Linked DNA regions of Mus musculus: region 2 is linked to region 1. A link is a loop called in an ENCODE intact Hi-C map of the cell type or tissue named here. Cell type or tissue: heart. All regions are shown on one strand. Links, peaks and the distances in the headings refer to the core of each region. The heading gives the core; the rest is flanking DNA.

Evidence for each region. A loop is a pair of places that touch in the nucleus more often than their neighbours do. Peaks named below come from ENCODE experiments on the same cell type or tissue, not always from the same donor. Only the 100,000 strongest peaks of a DNase experiment are listed, where the experiment ranks them.
Region 2: it touches region 1 in a loop (2.3-fold over the local background); 3 of 42 quality-filtered maps call a loop at or near these places.

Annotation. Positions count from the first base shown.
Region 1 is chr17:80,821,013-80,831,432 of GRCm38, forward strand. No RefSeq gene overlaps it. Among named protein-coding and RNA genes, the nearest start is that of Gm33596, 17 kb to the left of the region's middle. In heart, for the core only: a CTCF peak has its summit at 2,761 (motif pointing left); DNase peaks (open chromatin) are centred at 4,659 and 5,229; H3K4me3 peaks cover 480 bases; H3K27ac peaks cover 2,181 bases.
Region 2 is chr17:80,916,110-80,926,529 of GRCm38, forward strand. C230072F16Rik (RIKEN cDNA C230072F16 gene) reads left to right here. Exons shown (of 6, transcript NR_131127.1): 2 at 7,058-7,240; 3 at 7,357-7,492. Among named protein-coding and RNA genes, the nearest start is that of Tmem178, 23 kb to the right of the region's middle. In heart, for the core only: a CTCF peak has its summit at 5,973; a DNase peak (open chromatin) is centred at 5,772; H3K27ac peaks cover 270 bases.

The sequences.
Region 1 (10,420 bases), core at 1,271-9,270:
CTGCCTGCTGTTCTGACTTGTTATAATAAGTGTTATTTCTACTTACAAACAGTTTCCTGTCAGCGTCCTGCTGTTCCCTTAATAAGACTCCTGCCCGGGAAGAGGAGGATTCCTATGAAAATTAAGCCCTGACTTGTCATCGCCCCCTCCCCTGCTTGTCAGTGTTTGGATGCAGCTCATGTTAGCCTGAGAAGAACCAAAAGACTTAAAGCTAACCATTGCTGAGATGGCTGGCAGGGGCCTGCGAGCTTCTAGAGTTGACTGAGAAGTGACAGTGTTCTTAGGGCAGAATCAAGCACCCTCGTGTCTTTACTGCTAGGCCTAGGGGATCCGAGGTCCCCAGATCAGGGGATCCCTCTTCATGGTTCTGGGGAAGGTGCCCAGCTGATGGTCAGTTCTAGAGCTCGAGTGAGCAGATGGACTTAGAGAGGAGCCTGAGCCCCAGATCTGGTAGGTGTGAGGATGCTACAGGGGCCAAATGAAGTTGTGAGGAAGTTGCTGAGCCAGATAAAATGCAAGAGACAGGATGTTGCGGTGATCAAGGGCTAGTGGTCATGGGTTTTCTTCTTTGGATTACTTATTTGTGAATACTTGTGGTGTATTTACTTGTTCGTGAGTTGCCAATGTGTGGATCAGAGGGCATGTGGAGGCCAGAGATTGACCGCAGAAGTCTCCCTTTGTTGCAGCATCAGCATCCTCTATGTTTTAAATTTTATTTATTTATCATTTATCCATTCATTCATCTATCTAATACGCACACACACATATATATACACACACATATATGTATATGTATGTATATATATATATATATATATATATATATATATATATATATATATACAGAGAGAGAGAGAGAGAACTTTATGGCATAAGTGTAGAGATCAGAGGACAGCTCTTGGAAGTCAATTCTCTCCTACTACCTTAAGGGATCTGGGGACTGAACAGTGATAACCAGGCATACACACAAACTCCCTTGCTGGCCTACCCTCTTCATCAGATATTTTGAGATAGAGCCTGTCTCGTTGATTCTAGAGCTCAATGGCTCATCTAGGCCAGCTGGTCAGTGAGCTTCAAGCATCTGCCTGTCTCTGGAATTACCGACCCCAACAACTACACTTGATTTTTACAGAGGTTCTGGAGACCTGAACTCAGGTCTTCATAGTTTTGAGGCAAGTGCTTTACTGACTGGGGTATCTACTCAGCCCCCTACTTTGAATTTCAAAAAAATATTTTAAGCTGGGGCATCTTAGAATAACAAACGCTCAAGTCCCATCATTCATTCCCAGCATTTCCTCGTGGTTTCTTAAGCCATGATTTACTCCCTCCCGCTTCGTGGCTCCTGTCTTGCTTTTGAAAAAATATCATGACATTGTATCACCCATTCTACTCACAAATCCTTCCGATTTTTATTTCTAAAAAAACGAAGACTTCTTTTATAAAACACAACTACAGGGGTCGAGAGGCGTAGTTCAATGGTAGGGTCCTTGCTGTAGGTGGCCCCGGGCTAGAGGCCCAGAACGACACACACAAATAAGAAAATTAAAAATGTAAACTATGTATACTATGAGACTCCCAACAACTGCGAAAGTGATCAGCTATCCCTTCAAACATACAACAGTTAAAATTGACGTTACCTCATAAATATTTTAAATATTTTAAAATATTTCTTGTTTGCTTGTTGCTTTGGTTTTGGCTTCAAGGCTGCCTTGAACTTCCATTCCTCCACCCTCTGCCTCCTGAGTCCTAGGATTGCAGGTCTGTGCCGTCATGCCTGAACTAAATAGTTTGATCATAAGTCAAGTAATGTCCCACAAATGATTGGTTGACATGTTTATTAAATCTGTTTCTCTTTTTAGAAGGAAGTTTATTTCGGAGTGATTGCAGCCCCGCAGAGCAGTTGTAAGCATACACTCAGTTCGTGGCTCTCTTCACCCCATTTATTTCCCCTCTAACAGCATCTTACATAACCATTCCATAGTTGGTGAAATTGAAAGTTTAATATGGGTAAGTTGCTATTAACTACCTATGGGCTTTATTCAGATTTTGTTTTCCCTCTTAACGACTTCTTTTTTGTTCCAGGATCCAACCCAGAAGGACTTGGTGCACACAGGCATGGCCAGTCCTTGGATCTCCCAGTTTTAACAGTCGCTCAGTCCTGGCTTTCATGACAGTTCTGAAGAGTACTAGTGGGATGCTTTGAGGATGTCTCCCAATTTGAGGTTGTTTGAGGTTTTCTCCTGATTGGATTAGGGTTGTAAGCATTGGGGGCAGTGTGCATACCATTGTATCAGTGTGCATACCATTGTATCAGTGTGTGTACCATTGTATCAGTGTGTATACCATTGTATCAGTGTGTATACCATTGTATCAGTGTGCATACCATTGTTTCAGTGTGTATAGCACTGTATCAGTGTGTATACCATTGTATCAGTGTGTATACCATTGTATCAGTGTGTATACCATTGTACCAGTGTGTATATCATTGTATCACTGTGTATCATAGTGTATGTCATCATGATTTTATGTCTTTTAAACCCTTCCTCTTCTCCCTCCTTCTCTTCTCTCTGTCTATTCCTGTCTCTTTCAGACAGGGTCTCACTATGTAACTGAAACTGACTTTAAACTCTTAATCCTCCTGCCTCAGCTTCCAAGTCTGGAATTCTAGTCCTGTGACCACCATGCCAAGCATCTGTATTTTTAATGCAGATGGCCTATTACACCCTCTGGAGGCCTTGGTCATTATTGAAACTGAGGAATGAGGAATGAGAAGCTGTGTTGGGTAATATGTGGAAGATGGTCATGGCTTAAAGGCTTGATCCCCAGGGGTCAATGCCAGAGGTGTTGAGGATTTTCAGGAAGTCCAGCTTTATGAGAGAGGCTCAAGTTGGTGGGAGTTGTGCTTTTGAGAGGGAGGTGGGACCTAGTGGTGCGCTCATATCCCTGGTCTTGGCTTGTGATATAGATAGTTTGCTTTGGATGTCCTTCTGTCATGAAATGACATCATTCCCAGACATATTGACATTATTCACAAGTCAATCGGGCCACCTGACCTTGGACTGGATCTTAGCTATGTATATACAGTGGTCTTAACTAGGATGAAACACCAAGCTTAAAGCAAATTGGGAAAGAAAGTGTTTATTTGACTTATAAGGAAGTCAGGACAGGAAGCTGGAGGCAGGAATGGATGCAGAAACCATGGAGGAGTGTTGTTTACTGTCTTTTTCTCCATGGCTTGATCAGTTTGCTCTCTTATAGAACCCAAGACCACCAACCTAGGGGTGACTCCACCCAAAATGGATCAGGCCCTTTCCATTCATCACTAATTAAAAAAAAAAAAACTATAGCTTTGCCTACAACCTGCTTTTAAGGAGGCATTTTCTCAGGGCCTCCACAGAGGTTCCTTCTTCTCAGAAGACGATAGCTTCTGTCAAGCTGACATCAAACAAGCCCACAGGCTCTCAACTTTCCTGGGCCTGTGACCCTTTAACACAGTTCCTCATATTGTGGTGACCCCTCAACCACAAAATTATTTTTGTTGCTACTTTGTAACTGTAGTTTTGCTAGTTGTATGAGTTGCAATGTAAATAGTTGATACACAGGATATCTGATATGCAACCCCCAAAGAGGCTGTGACCCACGGGTTGAGAACCATTGCTCTATGATGGTTAGTGATAGACACACAGGGGAACCGGTTACGGCTTCCTTCTTTGCAGGGTACTGCCAGACAAGATTCAGGAATCCATCACCAAAGATCAGCCTCGGAGGACATGTTGCTTTGATAGCAGAGATCTCAGGATGAGTGATTGCAATTAGCACTTGTTGCTATTTCATACATCCATATAGCTCCAATCTGTGAGTCGAATGATTTGTTCTCTAACGCTGGCTTAGTGTCGCTGTATTGATCTCTCCAACAGTGGTCCAGGAGTGGCTCCCTATGGGCTCTGATACCTTGGGTTTAGGAAGCCTCTGTATTTCACTCACTGACCGGTCGTGGCGCTGCTCTACCCTAAGGAAGAGTTCCATGTGGAGGCCTTGGGCTTGAAAGCAGCTTGCGTTTCTGAGCCCAGACCTTGAGAAGTGCAACTGGGTTCCCAGTGCCAATGTGGAAAGAGCAGCTGCAAAGCAACGAATAGAGAGCAGAGAGAATCTCCTAGGAGGAGAAGGGTGTGGCCCTTAAACACATTTTAGGATTACAGATAAGATTTCTATATCTGGGACTCAGGATGCTGACCCCAGAGCGCTACCGTGATGGGTCCCCTTGCTAATGGAGCTGCAGTTGTAATTGGAGCAACAGGCGCAGGCTGGCAAGGATGCTCTTTGTACTCTGTTTCACTGGTAGGAGTCTACTGTTCTTTGCCCTTGCTGGGTGAGTGGCCAGTGGGATTTAATGATGTGTCACACAGAGTTGTGCCTCAACCCTGGGAAAAGCATTTCAAGAAAATGCTCATCGGCCTTCGGGATCCTTGGACCATTAATATTCTTAATAGTGACAATAAAAGCTGAAGGAACTCTGGTCTCAGCAAGGGTTTCTAGGAGCAGCACAGTAATGAGCCAGCACAGCCCTGCCTGGGTGGTAGGGCCTCCGGGCTCGTGATCCGCCCCTGGCTGGCTGGCTCTCCTTGGTTTTTCCATTTTACCCCACTTCCTGGGCTCTGGTGGAAAGTGCAGAGAACACTCTCTGTGACCTGATACGTACGTCTTGTCAAACAACGATGTGGGAGTGCAGACGGCAGCCAGAGTTGGAAGAGAAGAAGAGAAGAGAAGGCATGTGTGTGTGTGTGTGTGTGTGTGTGTTACATTTCGCCAACAGAAATTACTTCATAACAAGCAGTGACAGAATGTCTGCCCGTGGAGCTCTGCAGAGAGAAGGAAAATTTATTTGGCGTTTGGTTTTTATTTTTTTATTTTTTTCAGCGAGCACAGGCCATTTGAAAGGAGTTGAGAGAAAGAAGAAAAGGAAAGAAATTTAAAGTGCCAAGAATAATCTATGTAGCACTCCCTCCCTCTTCCTGTTCATGTGAAAAGATCTTTCTATTGGGGTAACTCACACCAACCACATCTGGTTTTTCTCCCTGCCTTTTCTGGGCTTCCTGCCCCACCCCCACTCCTGCTTCCCACCCGAGCAATTGTCTAAAGCCCTAGGCAAACCCCAGTACATTGTTGGCCCCCAGAGGCCTCGAGACAATGTACGGTCTCTTTCCCACTCTACATGTGTCTCCCCCCGCCCCCACTTAAGACTGGCTGTCTGACCTTTGTATCTGCCTTATCTCGGCGACCTTGTGAAACATTTGCATCTAAGAATAACCTAGCATGTTATAAACAAATAGACCCAACTCCTGGGAAAGCCTCCCGGGAAGGTCCTTCCTCATTCCTGCCAGGAAACCCAAGCTGGGATGGGAGTCGGCAATAGAACGTGATTTTAGGGTCCCTGGCTGCGTTCAATTTCCCCTCCTGGAGCTTTTCGCTAGAATCTGGCTTCCCTTGACATTTCTCTCAATTTTCAAGGACACCTGGGCCATGGCCAGATATGGGCACCTTGGTTAGGTCACCTGGGCCATGGCCAGAGATGGGCACCCTGATGAGGTCTGGAAGCACAGCAGAGAGTGTGGGTACCCCCTCCAGTCCTGGAGAGCAGAGTTTCTGGGTGGGGTAGGAGAACTATGAATCCCGAGGGATTTGAGGGCACAGTTTTTGTTTTAATTTTAATTTTTTTTTATCTACAACTCTAGCTTCTGTGTTTCTCCTCTTCCTCTTCCTCCTCTGCCTTCTTCCTCTTCCCCTTCTTCCTTCTCTTCTTTGCTCCTTTCATCTTGGAGATCAGTTCTCAAAAGTTGGCCTTGAGCTTAATATGTAGCCAAGCATGCCCTTGAACTTCTGATCTTCCTATATCCTGCTGGGATTACAGGAATGTGCAACCATGAACAGGTTCCTGTAGTGCTGGGGATGGAGTCCAGGGTTTCGTGCTAGGCAAGCATTCTGCCACCAGAACTATGCTCCCAGCTCTTCCCCATTCTCCTTGGCATACGGTAATCTCCGACTCTGAAGCAGAGGCGACAGTAGGAAGAGTGTGCATGCTTATTTGCCTATGATTCTGCCCCCAAATTCAGGGCCGTGACCATTTCTATTCATCACCTTATTAAAGACGCATGTTTCTAGTGTTTTCTAGGGCTCATGCCCACTGCTAGGGAACTCTTTATGGATGGCTAACTTTCTAGAAGATTCAGTGGTGATATCTTTATTTCTGTCTTGAGTGGGTTTCGCACTTCCCATCTTGGCTCTGCATTTGTTGAATAGGGCCATGGGTTACGGGGGGCTCTCTCGCGACCTTGGAAGCGTCCTTTAGATTTTAATAGCTTTCTTGTTGTTTGTAAATTGAGTCTCTTTAAGATGATCTGAAACTGACTTGGTGAAAAAGGTTTGCAGCGTGTAGCCTTTTAAAAGCACGCTGAAGGGCTGGAGGGGTAGCTCAGTGGCGAAGATCGAAGATCAATTGCTGTGCTTCAGAGCATTCAATTCCCAGCACCCACGTGGTGACTCACAGCTGTCTGTAACTCTAGTTCCAGGAGGTCCAGTGCTGTCTTCTGTCTTCTGTGAGCGACGCAGACGCAGACGCAGACGCAGACGCAGACGCAGACGCAGACGCAGACGCAGACGCAGACACACACAGACACACACAGACACACACAGACACACACAGACACACAGTGCGCATACATACATTCAGGCACTATACTCACACCCATAAAATATAAATAAATTCAAAATTTAAAAAGTATGCTAAATGAGTATAAGTACAAGCTGCTTTGAGAAACAAGCAACTCCCTATCTACTTATGCATACCTGGTTTAAAGTATGCAAATCAATAATTTTTTAGTGGAGTTTTGTGTATTCACAATAGTACTGGAAGGAAAAGTCTTCCTCAATTGCCTCCTGCTCTAGGTTTCTGGAGTCTATCAGTGAACATTTGTCACCTACAAGTGCATGGAGCCCTAAAGCCTTAAGTGGTCTAACCCCAGGGACTTGTTAGGTGGCTGGCCATTGTTTAACAACAGTGGCATGGGACCAAGGTCCTTTGTTTCTGAAGGTTAGTTACATAAAATTGTTATTTATTTATGATAAGATAGAGACACAGAAACCGTACCTTAAATCAGCTGGAATGTGGATGCTGATTGAGAGTCCTTCCATCATTAGGGCCCTTTGTTAGGCAAGGGTACTTGACCTCTGGGGCACAAGTTAGGCAATTAAGCTAAAGTCAGACAGAACAAGTGCAGTTCGATGCAGAAAAGACTGAAGCAGCCAACTATTTGTTGGTATAGATCCCAGCCCGGTGGCTGCAGAGATAAGGAGTAAGGATTCATTCAGTCTTATAATTTTCCTCCTCCCCATTAATCTATCTATCTATCTATCTATCTATCTATCTATCTATCTATCTATGAAAACCACAGCACACAGTTTGGCTTATCATAACTTTCCAATTAGCATGAGCTCATTAGCATAGCAAGAATGCGTTGTGAGTTTCAGCCCAAAAGTCATGCAACAGCATGGGTTCTATTTCCATCAAGACGAAGGAAGAGGGAATTCTGAACGTTTTGGTGGGCTCTTCAGAACTACCTCTTCCTTCGTCTTGATGGAAAATTAGATCTAAAAATTAACTTGGAGGGCTGGCAAGATGGCTCAGAGGATAAAGGCACTTGCTGCTTAAGCTGCTGCTACCTGAGTTTGATCTCCAGAACACACAGAGCAGAGAGAGAGAACCAACACTGGAACGTTGTCCTCTTACCTTGTGTGTGCTGTGGTACATGCCCCTCTCAAATAAATGTAAAAACAGTGGTTGACTTTGACTCTCTTATTATTTACTTTATTTATTTATTTATTTATTTATTTATAAATCACTTAATCTGTTGGCATCTCAGTTTCTGGAACAAACCGAGAGTTTATATGAGTTTATATGTGTAAAGACTACACACTCTTGGGTAAGAAAAGAAGATAATAAATGACTTGCCCATGCACTAGTCAGCTTTGCCATAGTCATGACTGTAAAAGGCAAATCTTGATTACTTATAATGTTAATTTCCCTACACTGGTTATTAGGGAACATGGCTCTGTTTTTCAGCTCCCAGTGTCCATTCATTATAGGGCCCAGGTTTGAGACGTCCCTACCCATGGCAGAGGAAGAAAGAAAGGGAGTCTGGGAAAACTTCAGCATTGCCACATCCATGAAGTTTTTGATCCAGTTGGTTAGGTCACTTGTCAAGGACAGTGACATGTAGGCCAGGTGAATCAGTGTGTGCCATGTTTTCTTCCAACAGAGGTCACTCAAGTCATTTGGTGACTGGAGGGCCTTCTAATTCTGTATGGGAAAGCAGAGCCAGCAGTTGGGGAGAACAGTATGTCATAATAGATTTTCCTGTCAATAAAGAGGTATGCAGCAATGGTTCGAGCTTATTCACAAAAGCACGCAGGTCAAGGAAGTTGAATCGTATTCACACAAATCCTTCCTTAGGAAAGTTCAAATCACCATTACTCACAATAACCTAAATGTGGGCTTCAAATGTTCAGCAGTGAATAAAAACTAGGTAGATAAGAAATGTGGGCCAGTCCAAGGGAGCTCTGGTTAGTTCATATTGTTGTTCCTCCTCTGGGGCTGCAAACCCCTTCAGTTCTTTCGGTACTTTCTCTAGCTCCTTCATTGGGGACCCTGTGCTTACCAGTACCCCCAGAGCTCCCTTGGACTAAACCACCAATCAAAACCACATGGTGGGACTCGTGTCTCTATCTGCATATGTAGCAGAGGATGGCCTAGTCAGTCATCAACGGGAGGAGAGGTCCTGTGGAGGTTCTATGCCCCAGTACAGGGGAATGCCAGGGCCAGGAAGCAGGAGTGGGTGGGTTGGGGAGCAGGGGGAGGAGGGAAAGGGATAGGGGATTTTTGGAGGGGAAACAAGGAAAGGGGATAGCATTTGAAATGTAAATAAAGAAAATATCTAATAAATCTATAAGTATGGGGCAAAAAGAAATGTGGACTAGTCAGACAGGCACAGAAAAAAGTAAAATATGATTACTTGCGGCTGAATGTTGAGATGCTGTGTTGAAAGCCTCGTGTCAAGAGGGACCACCATGGTGGTTTGTGTTGTCAGTGTGACCAGATTGAGAGTCATTGCAAAACAAGTCTCTGAGGATGACTGTGAAGGTTTATCTGGATCAGGTTAACTGGAGTGGGAACGCCACTCTAAATGTGGGTGCTCTTCTTGTGTGTGTGTGTGTGTGTGTGTGTGTGTGTGTGTGTGTGTGTGTGTGGTGTGGCTGTTCCAGAACTCAACCTAAGGAGAAAGCGAGCTGAGCACAAGTATTCACTAATATCTGTTTCCTGCCTGTGGACTCCATATCCATCCCTTGTAGGATTCTGCTTGGATGACTTCCCTACCAGGACCGACTGTGCCCTCAAACTAAGACAAAAGCAAGCCTTCCTGCCTATGTTGCTTTCATCACAGCCATGAGAAAATAAGCCAGCCCAACCACATATTGTATGAACTAATTTACATTGGCATTCAAAATAGACAAATCCAGGAAACAGGCTAGTGATGGCTATGGACTGAGGAGTGGGGTACGGGGTAACTGCTTTAGGCATTACAGTTCTTTGTGTGTCTTAGAGAAGTTCTGGAAACGGATGGTGTTAATAACTGGACAACCCTTTTAGTACTGAGACAATGGAGATACAAAAATCTCAAACTAACAAGCTACTTCTTTTTAAGTGAATGTTACAGCATATGAACTATATTTCAATCGGTAAAAATTTCCAAAGTTGGTAGGATTATTAAGAGGTTTTACTTTTTCATGTATTTCTATTCTGCCTGAATTTTAAAATAATGAACAAGTACTATTTTTATGTCAGGAGAGACAGAATGAAGACATCCTAATTAGGGGAAATACGCACAGGAAAAAAAAATCAGTTGTACACTGATAATCCCCTTGACCTTTCATTAGGATGCAATTCAGGTGGCTTGCTCTCAAGTACTTGCAAGTTAAAATCTGAACAGTCTTTGAGTGAGACACTCAAGAAAATCACCACAGAACTGTGTCATTAACCTGGAGGAGAACAATAGCGATGATGGAAATAGCCAAATCAGGAGAGAGTGAAGATAGGCTTCACCAGAGGTGTTAGAGGTCAGTGATACACTCCATGGGAAGTGCCTTTCCAGAGAGAAAGAGATCCCATTGGTAGCAGAGTCTCCTTGCTCTTCTTCCTTCACAGCAGATAAGCCAAAGCCCCACATTCCTCTTGAGTTGTACGATCACAAAAATGACAAACGAGTAAGTATTCTCAGGTCCAGGCTCTCCTTTCTCTGTTGGATGAATGTCTCAGCTAATATCTTGCTCAGAAGACAATGTGCTCTGTCCTGGGTTATGAGTGGAAGAA
Region 2 (10,420 bases), core at 1,239-9,238, 95 kb after region 1:
ACTGAGATATTAAACTGGGATCAAGAAGCCTGGGATAGTTTCAGGATACCTCCTCTAAGCCATAGGAGATACTTGGTGACCTGGTTGAAAGCTCTGGGCTCTGCTTAGACTCTTCTGCAGACTGACGTATGCTCTAGTTGTCTGTGATGTTGGAAAAGGCAGTGTGATGCAATGCTATGGGTGTGCACTCTGGAGATGGGGGATCTTAGGTTCATGTTCTTCTACTTAGTCATGCTACGACTGGGAACTCTCAGAGTATCTCTCAGGTGATGATCAGACTGTAAAATAGGGGGGAGTAATAATGAACGAATACTGCAGTTTATTAGGTAGCACTTTCTGGAGAAACAGAATAAATGTATTTACACACATACACGCATACACACACAGAAGGAGATAGAGAAAACGGCAGATTCAGAAAAAAATCTACATTTATTTCAACTACACAAGCAAACAATATCTCTTATTTTTCCTCATTTCTTTCTGTCCACTCATTAAATTGAGATTACAGTACCTGGACTAAGGAAACAAATAATTATTATAAATAGTATTTTGCTTAGATTGGCTTACATTAATGAAGCAGAAAATGGGCTCCTTAGACCATGGTGGTAGCAGCCACTGAGTGGCTGAGCCATGAAAACACTTCTCTAGTCATCTCTGTGTGTACATGATACTCATGAGCTCTACCCTCAAAGCAAAATATTTCAAACGAGTTGCAACCTTTACATTTTTTATATCACCATGAGTGGAGTCTAGAACTAACCATATTAATCCATAATATTCTACCCTTGTCCCTGAAATACTCATGGCCATATTTCAATGCAAAATATATTTAGTCCATTTTCAAATACTCATAACCTTAACATTTTCAACATTCTTTAGAAATGCAACTCTAGAGTCTCTACATGTCTAATATAATTAGTATGTTATATTATAATCTAATCAATATGGGTTAATTTTGGAGACATCCTCATGGAATCCTTCCTGTTGTTCCAGGCCAAAGTACGTGGCTTCTTTCTCTTGGGAGTAATATCTTTAACAAGTAAACCCTTGTGTGTAACTTCAAATATGTTCCTCACTATTGGGTGGGAGACTCATGTTCCAGCTCCTCTCATGACATAGTAGAACCTTTGGGGGGGTGGGGGGGACGACCAGCCTTCTCTTTAAACTACAGACAAGCTTCATTTTCATCATAATTAGATTGGTATTCTTTATATGCTTTTTTGGTGAATAGTCATCACATGGGTAGTGTACTGAGGGCATCCGTGACAAATGGGCCAGGCACAATAGGCATTTTAGGTAAGATACTGAACCTCACTTAACCACCACATCTGTCATGTGCCAGCTATCTGGTGGATAAATGGCAGGCATGACTGGTATGAACTGTCTCTTCCTTCCTTCCTTCCTTCCTTCCTTCCTTCCTTCCTTCCTTCCTTCCTTCCTTCCTCTCTCTTTCCCTCCCTCTCTTCTTTCTTTCTTTCTTTCTTTCTTTCTTTCTTTCTTTCTTTCTTTCTTTCTTTCTTCCTTCCTTCCTTCCTTCCTTCCTTCCTTCCTTCCTTCCTTCCTTCCCTTTTTTTCTTTTGTTCTTTCTTTCTCTTTTTCCTTTACAGGAATTATTGAAGTGGAAATTTCTGGTTTCTTTGGAGACTCGGTTGTGTCATGTGATGTTTTCCTGGATGCTGTCTTATGAGAGGATGTTTGCTGAGACCAAACACATGGCGTTTTCCTGAAAGTTGTTTTTGCGAAAGGGCAGTGATGTTTTGCTGGAGTGGATGCTTGAGGGGGTGTGTAATGTTTAGAAAGAATATAAACATAACCCTACAGAGAGTGAGAGGACGCTCTTGAGTTGGTTCGCCTTGCAACACTTCAATGGTCTTTGCTGATCTTCGCTTGTCAGGACTTCATAGAGAGAAAAGCACCAAAGAACTTCTTGTGTTCCAGCTGCTTCTTGCCAGGTTGGCAGAGTCATGCTGATTCAGAGGAGCCTGAAGTTTCTTCTGGACCAAGCTGCTGCTACTGATTTGTGTTTGGTGTTTTGGACTGGACTGCTCATATTCTGACAACAAATGCTGTAATTGACCCAAAGAACTACTTCTAAACAGGACTACACTCCCCATTGTCTATTAAACTCTATTTCCCCCTATCTCTGGTAGGTGGGCTAGAGGGAGGTTGAAGGTTTTAAGAACCCTTATTAAAGTAGGTTTTGAAAAATCTAAACCTACAAATTATGGCCTAACTGGAAATTTCAAATGCAGGAAAATGAAAAGACAAACACAAGGAAACCCACAACCATGGATGTTTTGACTAAAAACCTGCAGAATTTAATTTGCGTCAACATTTTCTGGGTTACAAAAGAATTGACAGAGCCTGTGAAACAAGAGTGAGCCATGTCTGAAAAGCAAGTCATTTTAGCATTCTGAGAGGAGGATAATCTGGTTTATCCATGCTAGAAAACTGTTTCTTTTGGTAAAAGGAGACAACCAGGTTCCAGAGAAAAGGTCTTGGGTTGTTAGTCAGGAGTCCTGAGTTCCTGTCCCAAGATTTCCTTTGCTGAAGTATTTGGACAAGTACCTCATATCTCTGGTTTTTCAGGGTTTTTTTTTGTTGTTGTTGTTGTTGTTGTTGTTGTTTTGTAAGAGAGGGATGATTTTTTTTAAAACAGGGCTTCTCTGTGTAGCCCAGAACTCACTTTGTAGATGAGGGTGATTTCGAACTATTTGTAGATCTGCCTCCTGAGTGCCAAGATTAAAGGCATGTGTCACCACACCTGGCTTACATGTCAGCTTTCTTGATAGTGTTGTAGGCAAGCTTCTATCAGCGACTTCGTGAGTTCTTTTGTGGTTGCGATTGTGTGCTGCAAGCTTGAGTATGAGACAGTGTGTGTGAGTGTGGCACCTCGAGTTCAGAGGTCAATGTCAATGTCAGCTGTCTTCCTCTCTTTACCTTCCACCTTTTCTGAGACAAGGTCTTGTCCTAAGCCTAGAGCTTGTCATTTGACTTGCCAGGCTGGCCTGCTCTTCTGGGATCCTCCTGGTTCCAGCTCCCAGCCTTGGGTCCCACATCACCATGCCTGCTTTTTACACAGGTAAGAGGGATACAAACTTAGATACTCATGCTTGCATACAATAAGACATACATATGCTTGCATATAATAATACATACAGTGCTTTACCCATTGCACTATCTCCCCAGCCTCCATAGGAAACAGCATTTACTACAGTGCAGTAGTTAAATGTGGTGTTTTCAGAAGTTAGATAAGACTTAGTCTCAGGCTGATATGCCCAGGTCAATAGCTGTGTGATTTTAGAAAAATTCAATCTTTCCATTTTCCATTATTTCATCACCCTTAAAATGGCTCCAAGGGTAATAACTCCTGAATGGACTGTCCTGGAGGTTAAATACACTTGAACTGTTGATAAGTAGGAGCTGTTGTAGTCAGGCAGTCTGTGCCACATTCTTCCAAAAATATTCAGACACCCAGGAAGGGAATCAAAGTCACAGTTTTACAGAGGAAAAAAGTTAAGTAAAATATTTGCATTCAGTTGTCCCAGTCTCGTGAGCACCTTGCTCTGATGCAGATCAAGCATCCACGAAGAAAAGAGGCCTCATCAGCTCTTTGTCAACTCAAGGTTCATTGAGCATTTCACTCACTAACACGGTGAGCTGGCATTACAGCCTGCCTTCTAGCTTCTGAGGGTCCACAGCATCTTGGGATGTTTCTAGTGTTTTATAGGGCTTGGGGTAGAAATGGCCGAAATAGACACAAGAGAAGTGTAACTTATCAGCTTATCAGAAATAGATTTCTGGTGTTTTGTGAACATGTTATCAGCTTTGGAGCTTAGGAGCCTGTGAAGTTTAAGTTTGCCCTAACTTCAACCTTCATAGGACTCATGTTTGATTCAAGACAGATCTCTCTGCTAATACGGCTCATTTGACCTCAGGGTGCCCTTGTTGAATTCACAAATTGACAAAATTCTTCTCTTCTCTTAACAGAGTTTGTATGTAGCCATTTGACACCAGTGAGCAAACAAAACAAGAACCAGAGGGTACCGGTTACACATGAAAAGAGATTAAGCCTAACTAAAATGGACTGAGTTCTCACAGCATGTTCAGCAGTGGTTCACAGTCTTTATGTCCAATCATTGAATCTTCACAACAGTCGCCTTAAAGAGATTCTCTTTTAATCCCTATCTAACTGGGGAGAAAACCGAAGGACGGACAGATTGAATGATTTGTAACCCAACTAGCTAATGGTGAGATTCAGATTTAATCTGTTGCAGCATGGCACTAGAACGAGACAGGTTAGCTATCCTTGCGCAATAGCACAAGATACATGTAATAGATTTTTATAGTTTTATTAAATATTGAACTCAGGAAAATTAAATCATAGCAGGCTGCAAATATAATTCAAACTTTTATTAAATGTCAGGATATTGGATCTTTGGATGCATTTTACTTCTGGGCAATCGCCCAGGTTCGAAGCATATATTTAAGTATTTGCTGTCATGATTTTGCATTGGTTTACAATTGCAAACCAGATTACATGGCGGGGGAGATTAAATTACTGACACGCTTTAGGGAGGAGACCTTTTGATCCTGGTGAACAGGCTCGAGTGTGATGCAGTACCCAGCAGGCCTCACTGACCTGGGCGTTTCCTTTAACGCACTGCTCTACCTCTATCGGGTGGTGTGTTGTCCGATTTGGATTTTCCAAAAGTAGGGGGTTATTCCTTATCTTTTAACCAGGTGCATTCCTACTGGAAATAAACGATCTTGGTATGTGACGAGATATGTGGATGCTATCAAAACTATTTTCTGCTTAGTTATAAAAGTCTAAAATTGCTAATTATGCCAACTTTTTTTCTTTCCCTAAAGTTCTCTAAAACATTATGAGAGTGGAAAGAACAACCTTTTTTTCATCAAAATAATGTCAAAGGCCACAGCCCTCCATGGAAGTATCCTCATTACCATGTCTCTGCCCACCTTGCTTTTGTCTGCACCCTGTATCTCTTACATGAAAGCTAGATTCCCAATGGTTCTAACTCCTTGCCTATCACAGTTATGAGATCAATCCTGGTAGGAACTATAGCAGCCTCTCCTTTGGAATTAGTGCTCATCCGGGTCCAGTGACATGGGCCTGGTATGGTTCCTGACTACTTCCTGGTTGACAGGCTTGCAGCGCCTGCTCACTGATACCAACTGCCCGATGCCTGAGACCACAAAGGTACTGTGTCCATGAGTCCTCTGCTCCCTTTGAGCTGAAGTTCTGTGTATTCACAAACTGGGCTATGCTTGAATCCACTACGTCTTTTGAGGATTTTCCAAAGACTTTCCTATGTCTAAGGACCAAGGGAGAGTGCCTGGCTGAATGCCTGGGCTTTCCAATGGAAACAGTCACAGGAGTAGGCTCCCAAGGCAGGCTAAAGGAACCTTGACACTCATTGTTATAAGAGAAGCCACTTAAGCAATCCCAAGTAAAGAAGAAACGCCAGACCCAAATGTGAAGTGGTAGGTTGTTGTTAAGAAGAAAGTGTAGTCAGGGTGCCAGATTGAAGCCGGCTCAAAAGAAAGAGCAGGGAGCTCAGAGTGCAAGTGGAACAGAGTGGAGCATGCAGAACAATGCAGGGCAGGTTGGGGAATGAATCCTGCAGGTTCTGTGATCCTTTAACGAGCAGTGGCTGGCACCAAGACCTTCAGGTTTGCAGCTGGCCTGGCTTGTCCTCTGGCTCCTCTTGCCTGTTTGTGCCTGTCTTTTGCTGCCAAGACCTCAGCAAGCCTCTCGCCTGCTGGACTTTGTGGTCTGTTCCATTTTCAGTTTAATAGAATTGATGTTGCTTGGTGCTCCCAGGACACATGGCATTGCTCTGTTTGGCGCTGGCAGTGCCTTCAACAGAAGGGGGGGAGGGGAGGGGAGGGGAGGAGGACTGCCAAGCAGCTATTTCCTTCAGCTGTGGTCCCACTGCGCCTCCTGCTTCTTGTGAGCGACAAGTCTGAAGGATTCTGAGTGGGATTTTTAAATTAAAATGTTTGATGTTTTCTATCGTGGAACATAGGAGATCATCTCTAATTAAAGTCAGCAAGTGTTTATTGAACACAGTGTTTAACAGCATTGCTTACCCTCACCCCAACCTTGTTATAAAAAAAATCATAGGAGCAAAATAATAATAATAATAATAATAATAATAATAATAATAATAATAATAATAATAATATACAGTGAGGTTCCAGAGTTCAAGGACATACTCACAAGTCATTACTATCTTCTCTTCCCCTCTCCTCCCCTTTCTCTTTCAGTTCTACAGACTGAACCCAAGGATTGGTGCATGCTAGGCAGTCTTTTGCCACTGGATATAATCCAGGTTACATTATGGCTTGAAATCATCTAATGCAAATGATAACGTAGCTAACATTACAAGCCATCTCAGAGCTTTCCATGTATCGTGACTCAGATGATGCCAGCTAAAACCAAACCACACAAAGAATATTTATTTCAGTCGCACTTCAGGATCTGAACAGATTCTGATTTTTTTTTTCAGCTTGTCTGAAGTATGACAAATTGGAACTGTGCATATTTAAGACATTTAAGGTGTACATCCTGACGTTTGGGTATGTATGTACATTACAAAGTGATCACCGCGGTCTAACTATTAACATATCCGTCACCTCGTAGAATTTGCATTTCCTACTCTACCTGTAGTAAGAACATTTAAGAAAATCTCAGGGCTATGACACAATATTGTCAAGTGTAGTCACTCACCATGCCTAAGAGAAGCGTAGCCACAGTGGCGGGCATGGTAGCGGAGACAGAAAGCTGAGAGTCTCAGCATGACACAGGGAGGGCAAGCTGGAAGCTGCATGATGTTTTAAACCCTCAAAGCCAGCCTCCAGTGATGTACCTCCTCCCACAGGCTATACATTCTGTACCTCCCCCAAACAGCAATGTCAACTGAGGACCAAGCGTTTAAACATTTGAGACTGGAGGATCTTCTCATTCAAGCCACCATAGGGTTGTACCTTGGATTCCACACAGAGATGATATCAAGTCATATTTATTTTGCAGAGTCTGGCTTATCAACATAATGTGCCCAGCATCACCCACATGGAGGCTTTAGTTATAATCCTCGTGCACTGGTTTGGACCCTGGAATTCGTTTGAAGAGATGTAGATCATCAGCTGAGTGCCATGTGCCAACCGTGAGACCCAGACTGATGTTGGACATGTTTGTAGTTTTGGGGAAGTTCAGGTACATTCAGTGGTTCCCTCTTTCTCCAGCTTAGCAATGAACCCTTTTCTTTTGCTGGACTATGGAGATCCACCTATATTGCTGCCTCTTAAGACACTTTTTTTTTTTGTCCACAGACCCTCACTACATTTTTCTTCGTGCCATCCTGAAACCATCTGTCTGTTTTTCGTTTCATGGCGTCTTCTACCTTCAGTGGCCAGCTCTTGCCAGGAATGGATTTTTCTGAAGTATCAAGAGGTCACAAATAACAAGGTTTCTTTCTTTCTAAAAACTTAGCAACATCCCAGTGTTTGTGTGTATAGTCTCTCTGTGTCCTCTCTGTCTTGGTCTCTGTCTGTCTGTCTGTCTGTCTCTGTCTCTCTTTCTCTCTTGTGTGTATGCGTGTGTGTGTGTGTATGTTCCTAAGGATCACCTAAGGAACTCTGCATGCTAGACAAGCACTCTACCTGTGAATTATACCCACACTCCTACGCCACATTTTAAAAACAATATAACTGTAAGTTGGGTACGGCAGCACGAGCCTGTGATGTGAGCATTCAGAAGGCTGGGGAGGAGTTCAAGGTCAATCTGGGTCAAGGTTCAAGGTCAAGTGCTGAGATGCTCACTCAACAAAACAAAAACAGATACAGAGAGACTTATAACTTTACCTTCCCCTGGAAGTCTGAAATTCTAATTAGTAACAAAACCTTTCCTTTTTTTCCCCTTTCACACACATACTTGTGCTCCACCAAATCCGATTAAATATAAACAGCTAGTGTCTGGCTAGATGATTAACAACCCATAGATTGCTGGAAATGTCGAAGCAAACCGTAGAAAAGTGCCCTCAGACTAACTGAAAGGGTTAATCGCATTTACTTTCTCCTACCAAAGGGCTCTGTTTAATTTTCACGTCCGCATGTCTGGTGTCCTTTGATGAAGTATGTCATCTGCTCTTCAAAACTTCCCTGCTGGTAAAAGACATGCATTTATTTTTAAATACATTCATAATTTCTGCTCTATAGGAATAAACTATGCCTCCGGGAAAGATGTGCATTGCACGGATACACTTTGTGAAGGTAAACACACAGAGGCATTCTGCTTTCTGTTAATTAATGATAGCGGTGCCAAGCTTTTATAGGAAACCAATTTTCCTTTTGAACACCAGGGAGATCTTTGAGCCTAAGAAATGTTTCAATTTAGGAAAACCATAGCTCAGCCAAAAGTGCAGACGTAGCAGGTGAATTACGGTTGGACTAGAAACTAGGATGCACGAATGCTCGGTAAGTACAAATGGGCCCCAGAAGTCTGTTCTTGAAACTACAGACAACTCTGGAAGTTGGAATTTGCTTCAGCATTTTCCCTGGAGTAGGAGTTGAGATGCATGGACTGCGGCTGTGGGGGGCTGAGAGAGGCTGGAGCAGCCCACAAGGTAGACCCTTGCCATGGGCATGCAAGGTTCTTGCTTGGCTGGTGAGGGATCAGTGTTCTCTGTCTCCAATGAAGACGCACCTGATCTTTTGGCAGAGTGGAAGTCTGGCATCCTTGTCTTATTCATTAGGAGGTTATTTATGAGACTCACTAACTGTGGCATGACCTCTTTGGTGTATTTAAAGCAATCCTGGGCTGATGCTATCGGAGGGTGTTTTGCACATGCAGATGCTGCTTGTCGGCAGGAGTGTTTGACTAGACAAGGTGAGAGAAGGATGTGAATGCCAAGTCTCTCTGCAAAGCCCAACAGAGGCATGCTTGGTGACTGAAGAAGAGTAGACATCAATGTTACTTAAAGTGAAGGAAAGGGAGCAGGGTGGTGGTGGCACACACGTTTAATTGCAGCACTCTGGAGGCAGAGGCAGGGGGTCTTTGAGTTTGAGGCTGGTCTGGTCTACTGAATGAATTCTAGGCCAGCCAAGGCTACACAGAAAAACCCTATCTCGAAAACAAACCAACACCAAAACGAAAAACAAAAAAGAAAAAGCAATCCAAAAGAAAAGTGGAGGAAGTGGTTTCTACTGAGTAAATAGCAGGGATAAATTCAGCATAGATAAATTGTGTCCACACAGGTATATACACAATGAGGTTACATATGATACCATATATAAGAATTACAGGTTGGAAGGCTGAAGTATAGTTCATTTGTAGAGTGCTTGCCTCGCATGCCTTAGATTTGATCCCTAGCGCCAACCACATTAGCCTGGAGTTGTGGCTCAAGCTTGTAATTCCAGCACTTGAAAGTGGAGGCAGGGACATCAGCTATTCCGAGTGTCACCCTCTGCTACATCCAATATGAAGGCAACTCTGAGATATATGAGACTCTGCCTCAAAAAAAGTACAAGTTGGAAATAACCTAATAGAGAGCAAGGACAAAGTATGACATAGTTCTACAGTGAAGTATTGTGTAACTGTGAAAAACAGCTCGCAGCTTTGTAAGAGTGAAGTACCCACCACAGATCCCTAAGGCCAGTCATCAAGTATAGTCCAGTATGTCCACATACATGCTATTTTTGAAACTGTGTATGTGGACCAATGCTGCCCGTGGGGAACAAAATTGGGGAAGGTGAGTGCACCATCCCTTGGTCTTGGGATATTTCTGTATTAATGCAAAGATTGTAATTAGCTAAAGATAAATATATACATAGCTGTAGCTAAATATATACATATTTTAAAAAGAAGTTTAAATTATTTAAAAGTGTTTTAGCCAAGTTTCTCAGAGTAAACCTGGGACTACACAGTAGTCAAAAAGAACAAATCTGTAGCTGCCAAGGAGGCTTTATGGTAGCTTGAAGCTATCAGGAGAATATTTCATAGGAGCGGATTTCTAGAGCATGCACTAGCTTCTGAGACAGGGCGGGACCACGAGTTTAAGTCAGTGGTTCTCAACCTTCCTAATGCTACATGGTCGACCTCCAAAGGGGTCTAGACCCACAGGTTGAGACCCACTGGCCTGAGTGCTCACTGGCTTCACCCCTTGCCCATTCCACCAGCTTAAGGAGATTGCTACCCATATATAGTCACTCTTTTCTTCTTCAGAGTTTACAAAGCACTTTTCAAGTCTTGAGCAAGACAGGAAACCTGTGAGTGGCCCTTTTGTCCTCATTTTCAGGGAAGCTAATGGAGTTAGTTTATATGCTCCGGTGACACACACAGCTAGGGTAGAGCTGAGCAAGGACTCAGACAGGGAATCTATTCCCAATGAGGCCATTA